Regions from separate parts of the Homo sapiens genome. Here region 1 is linked to region 2. A link is a contact called in ENCODE Hi-C or POLR2A ChIA-PET data. All regions are on one chromosome and are shown on one strand. Each heading gives the region's core, a stretch centred on a gene start or an enhancer-like site at or near the end of the contact. The rest is flanking DNA. Distances are from core to core; before and after follow the strand shown. Region 1 overlaps LOC124904628 (a long non-coding RNA gene). Region 2 holds the start of ALKBH7 (alkB homolog 7).

What was found. Hi-C counts contacts between places; a loop is a spot of excess contacts on that map. ChIA-PET counts read pairs that join two places held with the same protein, here RNA polymerase II (POLR2A). Pooled maps may share reads with other maps.
Region 1: a loop to region 2 is called in a pooled map, with 3 times the contacts of the local background. The contact joins the enhancer-like site here to the promoter of ALKBH7 in region 2. A Hi-C loop is called at or near these places in 2 of 50 pooled maps. POLR2A ChIA-PET finds 5 or more read pairs at or near these places in 2 of 52 experiments (Panc1 and activated naive CD4-positive, alpha-beta T cell).

Annotation. Positions count from the first base shown.
Region 1 is chr19:7,806,352-7,810,664 of GRCh38, forward strand. The region is part of intron 1 of LOC124904628 (a long non-coding RNA gene); the gene reads left to right. Among named protein-coding and RNA genes, the nearest start is that of EVI5L, 22 kb to the right of the region's middle. Within about 2 kb of position 1,285, at least 2 of the 41 ENCODE cell types and tissues checked have a DNase peak (open chromatin) inside an H3K27ac peak, as active enhancers do.
Region 2 is chr19:6,371,058-6,375,189 of GRCh38, forward strand. It overlaps ALKBH7 (alkB homolog 7), which reads left to right and starts at 1,737. Exons shown (of 4, transcript NM_032306.4): 1 at 1,737-1,967; 2 at 3,146-3,319; 3 at 3,408-3,532; 4 at 3,754-4,132. The coding sequence starts at 1,764. The coding sequence ends at 3,916. PSPN (persephin) reads right to left here. Exons shown (of 2, transcript NM_004158.5): 2 at 4,091-4,132. RefSeq lists an enhancer at 1,469-2,391 and a silencer at 2,061-2,460.

The DNA of each region.
Region 1 (4,313 bases), core at 35-2,534, 1.4 Mb after region 2:
TGTGAAAATGTTGATTCTGTCAAATTTTGCCAGTTTTTTTCATTGCTTTTGTAGAAAGGCAAATTTTACTCTGCCATTTTGCTGACGTTCTTTTTTTTCCCCTTCGATGCTTAAATTATCTTTAATTTGGCCAGTGAAAGCTTTTCTCTCTGGCTTCTGGGTCCTTTTGACATATTCCTATTGGTTTTTTGCTGATCGTTTTTTCTTCCTTCCTGGCCTAACTAGATGTTCTAGGCTTTTGTCCCCCCCAACCCTGCCTCAGCCTCCCAAGTAACTAGGACTACAGGAGCACGCCACCACGCCTGGCTAATTTTTAAATTTTTTGTAGAAATGGGTCTTGCTATGTTGCCCAGGCTGCTCTCATTTTTCCAAAAAGCCCTGGGCTAGGTGGAGATTGGCAGTTAGAAATGATCTGGGTGTTAAGTGTGCCCATTGTTACTGGGGTATGTGGCTCCCAGGTCCTCTTAGTAGATAAATGGGAACACACACACACACACACACACACACACACACACACAAACTTATTTCTATATTTATCTTTATATTTTGAAAACCATGAATTCACCTCAGTACCTCCAATTCAATAGGGTTTATTCTTGTTTTTTTTTGTATCTTTTCTTTTTTTTTTTTCTTGAGACCGAGTCTCGCTTTGTCACCTGGGCTGGAGTGCAGTGGCGCAATCTTTGGCAGTCTCAGCTCACTGCAGCCTCAACCTGCTGGGCTTGAGGGATTCTCCTGCCTCAGGCTCCTGAGCAGCTGGGACCACAGGCTCACGGCACCACACCCAGCTAATTTTTTGTCTGTAAAGACAGGGTCTCACTATGTTTCCTGGGCTGGTCTGGAACTCCTGGACTCAAGCGATCCTCCCACCTTGGCCTCCCAACGTGCTGGGATTACAGTGGCCGGGTGCAGCGGCTCACGCCTGTAATCCCAGCACATTGGGAGGCCGAGGCAGGTGGATCACCCGAGGTCAGGAGTTCGAGACCAGCCTGGCCAACATGGCAAAATCCCATCTCTACTAAAAATACAAAAATTAGCCGGGCTTGGTGGCGGGAGCCCGTAATCCCAGCTACTTGGGAGCCTGAGGCAGCAGAATCGCTTGAACCTGGGAGGTGGAGTTTGCAGTGAGCCGAGATCTTGCCACTGCACCCAGCCTGGGTGACAGAGCAAGACTCTGTCTCAAAACAAAACAAACAGAAAAACAAAGTGCTGGGATCACAGGCATAAGCCACCACACCTGGCCTCTGCATCTCATGAGCATTTATTTTGTGCTATGTGTTTTTTGGATATGACCTCAAAGAATCCGGTAACACAGCCGCCCTCATTCTCATTTTACCTATGAGCATAGTGGCTCAGAGATGAGTCACCTGCCCACAGCCCATCAGCTGATAAACACTGGAGTTGGGTTTGAAACTGTGAAAGCAATGAGGACCACATCATTTTCACTTCCCTTCGTGGCCCCAACTCAAACCAACCCAAAACCCAAGAAAGAAGATGTGGAGATTGTGTTGCCTTTCATAACTGGGAAGCGCGGGTGAGTGGAGGGGACCAGATTCAGGATCTGCTTTTCTTTCTTTCTTTTTTTTTTTTTTTTTTTTTGAGACGGAGTCTTGCTCTATCGCCCAGTGGAGTGCAGTAGCGCGATCTCGGCTCACTGCAACCTCCACCTCCCGGGTTCACACCATTCTCCTGCCTCAGCCTCCCGAGTAGCTGGGGCTACAGGTGCCTGCCACCACGCCCGGCTGATTTTAGCATCTGCCTTTCTTTATCTGTCTATGATCTGTTTGCTCCAGAATGTAACCTTCTAGACCAAAGGTTGGCAAACATTTGAAAAGGGCCAAATAGTAAATATTTTTGGGCCTCGAGGGCTCTCTGCTGCAACTCTGCTATTCTAGCACAAATGCGTCACATACAATACATAAATGCATGGGCAGAAAACAATTTGTTAGCCGGGCACAGTGGCTCACGTCTGTAATCCCAGCACTTTGGGAGGCCAAAACAGATTAGGGTTTTCCAAGGCTGCAGGAAGGCAGGAATGTGGAGTGACTGCTTAGTAAGTATGGGGGGCTGGGCATGGTGGCTCACGTCTGTAATCCCAGTACCTTGGGAGGCCAGGGGAGGAAGATTACTTGAGGCCAGGAGTCTGAGACCAGCCTAGGCAACATAGCAAGGCCCCATCTCTACAAAACATTTGAAAATTAGCTGACCACGGTGGCACATGCCCACGTCCCCAGCTACTCAGGAGGCAGAGGTGGGAAGATTGCTTGAGCCCAGGAGGCTGAGGCTGCACTCAACCATGATTGTGCCACTGCAGTCACCCTGGGTGACAGAAGAAGACCCTCTCTCAACAAAAACAAAAATAAATAAATAGGCCGGGCGCAGTGGCTCATGCCTGTAATCCCAGCACTTTGGGAGGCCGAGGCGGGTGGATCATGAGGTCAGGAGATCAAGACCTTCCTGGCTAACACGGTGAAACCCCGTCTCTACCAAAAATACAAAAAATTAGCCAGGCATGGTGGCAGGCACCTGTAGTCCCAGCTACTCAGGAGGCTGAGGCAGGAGAATGGCATGAACCCGGGAGGCGGAGCTTGCAGTGAGCCGAGATTGCACCACTGCCCTCCAGCCTGGGCGACAGAGTGAGACTCCGTCTCAAAATAAATAAATAAATAAATAAATAAATAAATAAATAAATAAATAACTATGGGGTGTCCTTTTGGGGAGATGAGAATGTTCTGGAACTAGGTAGTAGGGATGGTTGCACAACATTGTAAATGTACTAAATGTCACTGAATTGTATACTTTAAATGGTATGCTTTAAATGGTAAAGTTTATGTTATGTGTATTTTACTACAATAGAGGAAATGAAGGGAATCCTTCAGGATGAAATGAAAGAACACTAGACAGTAACTCAAATCCATATGAAAGGCCAGGCGTGATGACTCTTGCCTGTAATCCCAGCACTTTGAGAGGCCAAGGCCCACCTGAGGTCAGGAGCTTGAGACCAGCCTGGCTAAACATGATGAAACCCCGTCTCTACCAAAAAATACAAAATTAGCTGGGTGTGGTGTCGTGTGCCTGTAGTCCCAGCTACTTGGGAGGCTGAGGTAGGAGAATCACTTGAACCCCGTTGACGTGAGCTGAGATCACACCACTGCCCTCCAGTCTGGGCGACAAAGTGAGACCCTGTCTCAAAAAAAAAAAAAGTCCACATGAAGAAATAAAGAACCCCTTCCCACCACTGGCATTTTCCGCAACTGCCTCCCATATAAATTCCTCTTGTCCTCAAATTTGGGTCTGCTTAGTGTACTGATTAAGCATGGACTTGTGTCAACTTGCCTAGGTTCGAATCCCAGCCCTACCACTTACAAGCTGTATGACCATGGTCAATTGTTAACCTCTCTGTGTCTCAATTTTCTCCTCTGTAAAGCAGGATAATAACTGTGCTTTTCTTGTAGTGTTATTGTGAAGACTGTTAGTGTCTCCCTCACCCACCCAGTCAAAAAACACCAGAATCACACATGTGGTTGAACAAATGTCTTTGCCTCCCCTCCCCTCCCCTCCCATCCTCTCCCCTCCCCTCTCTTTTCCTTTTTCTTTGAGACGGAGTCTCGCTCTGTTGCCCAGGCTGGAGTGCAGTGGTGCAATCCGGCTCACTGCAACCTCCACCTGCCAGGTTCAAGCAATTCTCCTGCCTCAGCCTCCTGAGTAGCTGGGACTACAGATGCGTGCCACCATGCCCGGCTAGTTTTTGTATTTTTAGTAAAAACAGCGTTTCACCATGTTGGCCAGGCTGGTCTTGAACTCCTGACCTCAAGTGATATGCCTGCCTCGGCCTCCCAAAGTGCTGGAATTACAGGCATGAGCCACCATGCCCAGCCAGTTGAAAAAATTTCAATGTATTACTTGTCACAGCGAAGGAGAATACACACCACGGGTAGCTGTTACTGAAACACCAGTTCAGTCGGCTGCTTGCCACACAGAAAGCCAATCACTGAGACACTAGTATTGCCCATGAAGAAGGCTTTAATTAGGTGCCAACCAAGGAGATGGGAGATCAGTCTCAGATCTATCTCCCTGACTGATTGAAATTAGGAGTTTAGGCTGGACGTGGTGACTTACGCCTGTAATCCCAGCACTTTGAGAGGCCGAGGCAGGCGGATCACCTGAGGTCGGGAGTTCGAGACCAGCCTGACCAACATGGAGAAACCCCATCTCTACTAAGAATACAAAATTAGCCTAGGGGTGGTGGCACATGCCTGTAATCCCAACTACTCAGGAGGCTGAGGCAGGAGAATTGCTTGAACCTGGGAGGC
Region 2 (4,132 bases), core at 487-2,986:
TAATCCCAGCACTTTGGGAGGCCGAGGCAGACGGGTCACCTGAGATCAGGAGTTTGAGATCAGCCTGGCCAATGTGGTGAAACCCTGTCTCTACTAAAAATACAAAAAATTAGCCGGGCGTGGTGGCAGGCGCCTGTAGTCCCAGCTACTCGGGAGGCTGAGGCAGGAGAATGGTGTGAACCCGGGAGGCAGAGCTTGCAGTGAGCCAAGATCCCGCCACTGCACTTCAGCCTGGGTGACAGAGCGAGACTGTGTGTCAAAAAAAAAAAAACCCAAAAACCAAAAAAATAAAAAACAAAAATTAGTTGGGCGTGGTGGCAGCTTCCCGTAATCCCAGCTACTCGGGAGGCTGAGGCAGGAGAATCGCTTGAACCCGGAAGGCAGAGGTTGCAGTGAGCCAAGACCGCACCATTGCACTCCAGCCTGAGTGACAAGAGCGAAATTCGGTCTCAAAAACAAACAAAACAAAAAAGCTGGGCATGATGGTTCGTTGCCTGTAATCCCAGCTACTCGGGAGGCTGAGGCATGAGAATCACTTAAACCCCAGAGGCAGCGGTTGCAAATCTTCAGGGCCTGAGATCGTGCCACTGCGCTCCAGGTTGGGCGACAGAGTGAGACTCTGTCTCAAAAATAAACAAATAAAAATAAATATAAACAAAAGTAGAGAAAACAGGGTAATGAGACCCCACGTACTTATCACACCAATTCAACAATTAATTCACGGTCAAAGATGATTCTTCCCTACCCGCCCCCTCCCTGCCCCCACAGCCTGGATTTATGTGGAAGCAAATCCCAGAGATCTTTTTTCTGTAAATATTTTTTTTTCAGTTTGCGTTTGTAAAAAACGATGACTCTTTTTTTTTTTTTTGAGACAATGTTTTGCTGTGTCGCCCAGGCTGGAGTGCAGTGGCGGGATCTCTGTTCACTGCAACCTCCGCCTCCTGGGTTCAAGCAATTCTCCTGCCTCAGCCTCCTGAGTCGCTGGGATTACAGGCACGCGCGCCACCAAGCTCGGCTCATTTTTTGTATTTTCAGTAGAGACGGGTTTTCACCATGCTGGCCAGGCTGGTCTCGAACTCCTGACCTCAGGTGATCCACCCGCCTCGGCCTCCCGAAGTGCTGGGATTACAGGCGTGAGCCACCACGCCCGGCCGAGGAATCAAAAAGACAACCATAATGCCATTTTCAAACCTAAAGTAATAGTGATACGGAGACGGGGAAATGAATGATACCTCGCTCTGACCTTTGACCATAAGCCCTAACTCTGGATAGCTGGCCCCACCACACACATAATCGTGGCCTTGACGTCAGTCCCCTGACCCCGGACCCTTATCTCGGCCTGACTGTACTCTGCCCTTAACCTCTAGCCCTAGTCGACTCCATAACCGTGGCCTTGGCCCCAGTCCCCCTGACTTCCGGACTTCAGACCAGATACTGCCCATATCCCCTTATGAAGTCTTGGCCAGGCAACCCCTAGGGTGTACGTTTTCTAATGATTAAAGAGGCGGTGCTAAGCTGCAGACGGACTTGCGACTCAGCCACTGGTGTAAGTCAGGCGGGAGGTGGCGCCCAATAAGCTCAAGAGAGGAGGCGGGTTCTGGAAAAAGGCCAATAGCCTGTGAAGGCGAGTCTAGCAGCAACCAATAGCTATGAGCGAGAGGCGGGACTCTGAGGGAAGTCAATCGCTGCCGCAGGTACCGCCAATGGCTTTTGGCGGGGGCGTTCCCCAACCCTGCCCTCTCTCATGACCCCGCTCCGGGATTATGGCCGGGACTGGGCTGCTGGCGCTGCGGACGCTGCCAGGGCCCAGCTGGGTGCGAGGCTCGGGCCCTTCCGTGCTGAGCCGCCTGCAGGACGCGGCCGTGGTGCGGCCTGGCTTCCTGAGCACGGCAGAGGAGGAGACGCTGAGCCGAGAACTGGAGCCCGAGCTGCGCCGCCGCCGCTACGAATACGATCACTGGGACGCGGTGAGACCGGCAGCGCCGGGGGCGAGGGACGGGGGCTCGTCGGGGGCGCGGCCTGGGGACGTGGAGCATCAGATGGGGCGGGGACACGCTGGGGGCGGTACCTAGAGCGGGGATTTGGAGCGGGGACAGAGGAGACGAGCGCCGGGACCGGGCAGGGCCACACTGGGGGCGGTTACAGTACCGTTTAGCGTGGGGGCGGGGCTACGGTGCTGGGGTTGTGGGGCCAGGGGGGTCGGGCGCAGGGATGGGGCGGGGCCACGCTGGGGCGGGGACAAAGGAGACAGCGCAGGGATGGGGCGGGGGCACTCTGGGGGCGGGACAGGAGGCGAGCGTAGGGACGGGGCGTGGCCACGCTGGGGGCGGGGACAGTGGGGACCAGTGCTGGGATGGGGCGTGGCCACGCTTGGGGGCGGTTACAGCGCAGTCGAGCGTGGGGGTGGGGCCAGGGAGTCGGGTGTAGGGTTGGGGTGCGATTACGCTGCTAGCAGTTACAGTGCAGAAGAACGTGGCGGCTGGGATTGGGGCGTGGTCAGGTCGTCGAGCGCATGGATGGGGCGGGGCCAAGCTTGGGGCGGGGTCCGTGGAGTCAAGCGCCGGGATGGGTTGGGGCCATGCTGTGGGGGGGACGGGGAAGTCGAGGTTTAGAGAGGGCAGAACCACGCTGGGGGCGGAGATAGGGGAGACACATGCTGGGATGGGGCAGGGCCTTTTTGGGGTCGGTAGCTATTGCAGGGATTTGGGAGCTGGGCTATGGTGGGGGCTGGGCTGAAACTCTGGCTGTGGGAGGGGCGGGACCTGGGGGATGAGGACCTTGGGGTCAGGGAGAGCACTTTTGCGACCTGGGACCAAGGTTAGGGGCGGAAACGGATGTGGAGCCAGATGATGTTGAGAGACAGAGACAGGACACTTGGGTGGGGTCAAGTTGTAGGGAGATTCAGCCAATTGAATGCTGGGGCCGGGCCAGCATTGGGGACCTGGAATTGTAGCCTCAGGGTGAGTACTAAGGACTGAGGTCACACCTAGGTAGGGCCATAGTTGAGGGGCTAGGGGAGTTTGAGTTGAGGGCAGGGTCAAGAGTCACATAGGGAAACCAGCCCCTTGCCGTTTTCTGCCCCTCCTTGCCTCAGTTTCCTTGTTCCCTCTGGGAGCTCCCAGGCTTAACCGAGCTCTCTGTGCAGGCCATCCACGGCTTCCGAGAGACAGAGAAGTCGCGCTGGTCAGAAGCCAGCCGGGCCATCCTGCAGCGCGTGCAGGCGGCCGCCTTTGGCCCCGGCCAGACCCTGCTCTCCTCCGTGCACGTGCTGGACCTGGAAGCCCGCGGCTACATCAAGCCCCACGTGGACAGCATCAAGGTGGGCAGAGGACGGTGCCTTGGCACTCCCAGCCAGGGGGTAGGCAGGCCCGGTTAGATCCTGACCCATCCCCACGCCTCTTTTGCAGTTCTGCGGGGCCACCATCGCCGGCCTGTCTCTCCTGTCTCCCAGCGTTATGCGGCTGGTGCACACCCAGGAGCCGGGGGAGTGGCTGGAACTCTTGCTGGAGCCGGGCTCCCTCTACATCCTTAGGTACCTCCATCCAGGCAGCACCCACCCCTCCAAGAATGTGCCATCCGCCCACCCTGTGCCCTGGGTACTTTCCCTCAATCCAGCCCTCCCCGAAGACGCCTTTACCCCAGGGTCTGTGTGGGAGGCAGCAGGGGGCTGGAATCCAGGAGGCTGGAATCCAGGTCTGCCTGGAGCAGGGGCTGCCCTCCTTGCACCCAGTCACAGCCTGTTTCTTCCTGCAGGGGCTCAGCCCGTTATGACTTCTCCCATGAGATCCTTCGGGATGAAGAGTCCTTCTTTGGGGAACGCCGGATTCCCCGGGGCCGGCGCATCTCCGTGATCTGCCGCTCCCTCCCTGAGGGCATGGGGCCAGGGGAGTCTGGACAGCCGCCCCCAGCCTGCTGACCCCCAGCTTTCTACAGACACCAGATTTGTGAATAAAGTTGGGGAATGGACAGCCTAACTGGGACATTGCAGTGGCTGCTTGCTGGGGCCGGGATTTGCAGGGGAACCCAGGATGGCACTGGCCCATAGGGAGCTCCAGGTGTGGCTGGCTGGACACATGGTCAAAGTCACAAGGCCGGGAGAGTGGTGTCCTTTATTGCACTCACTGCTGGTCGC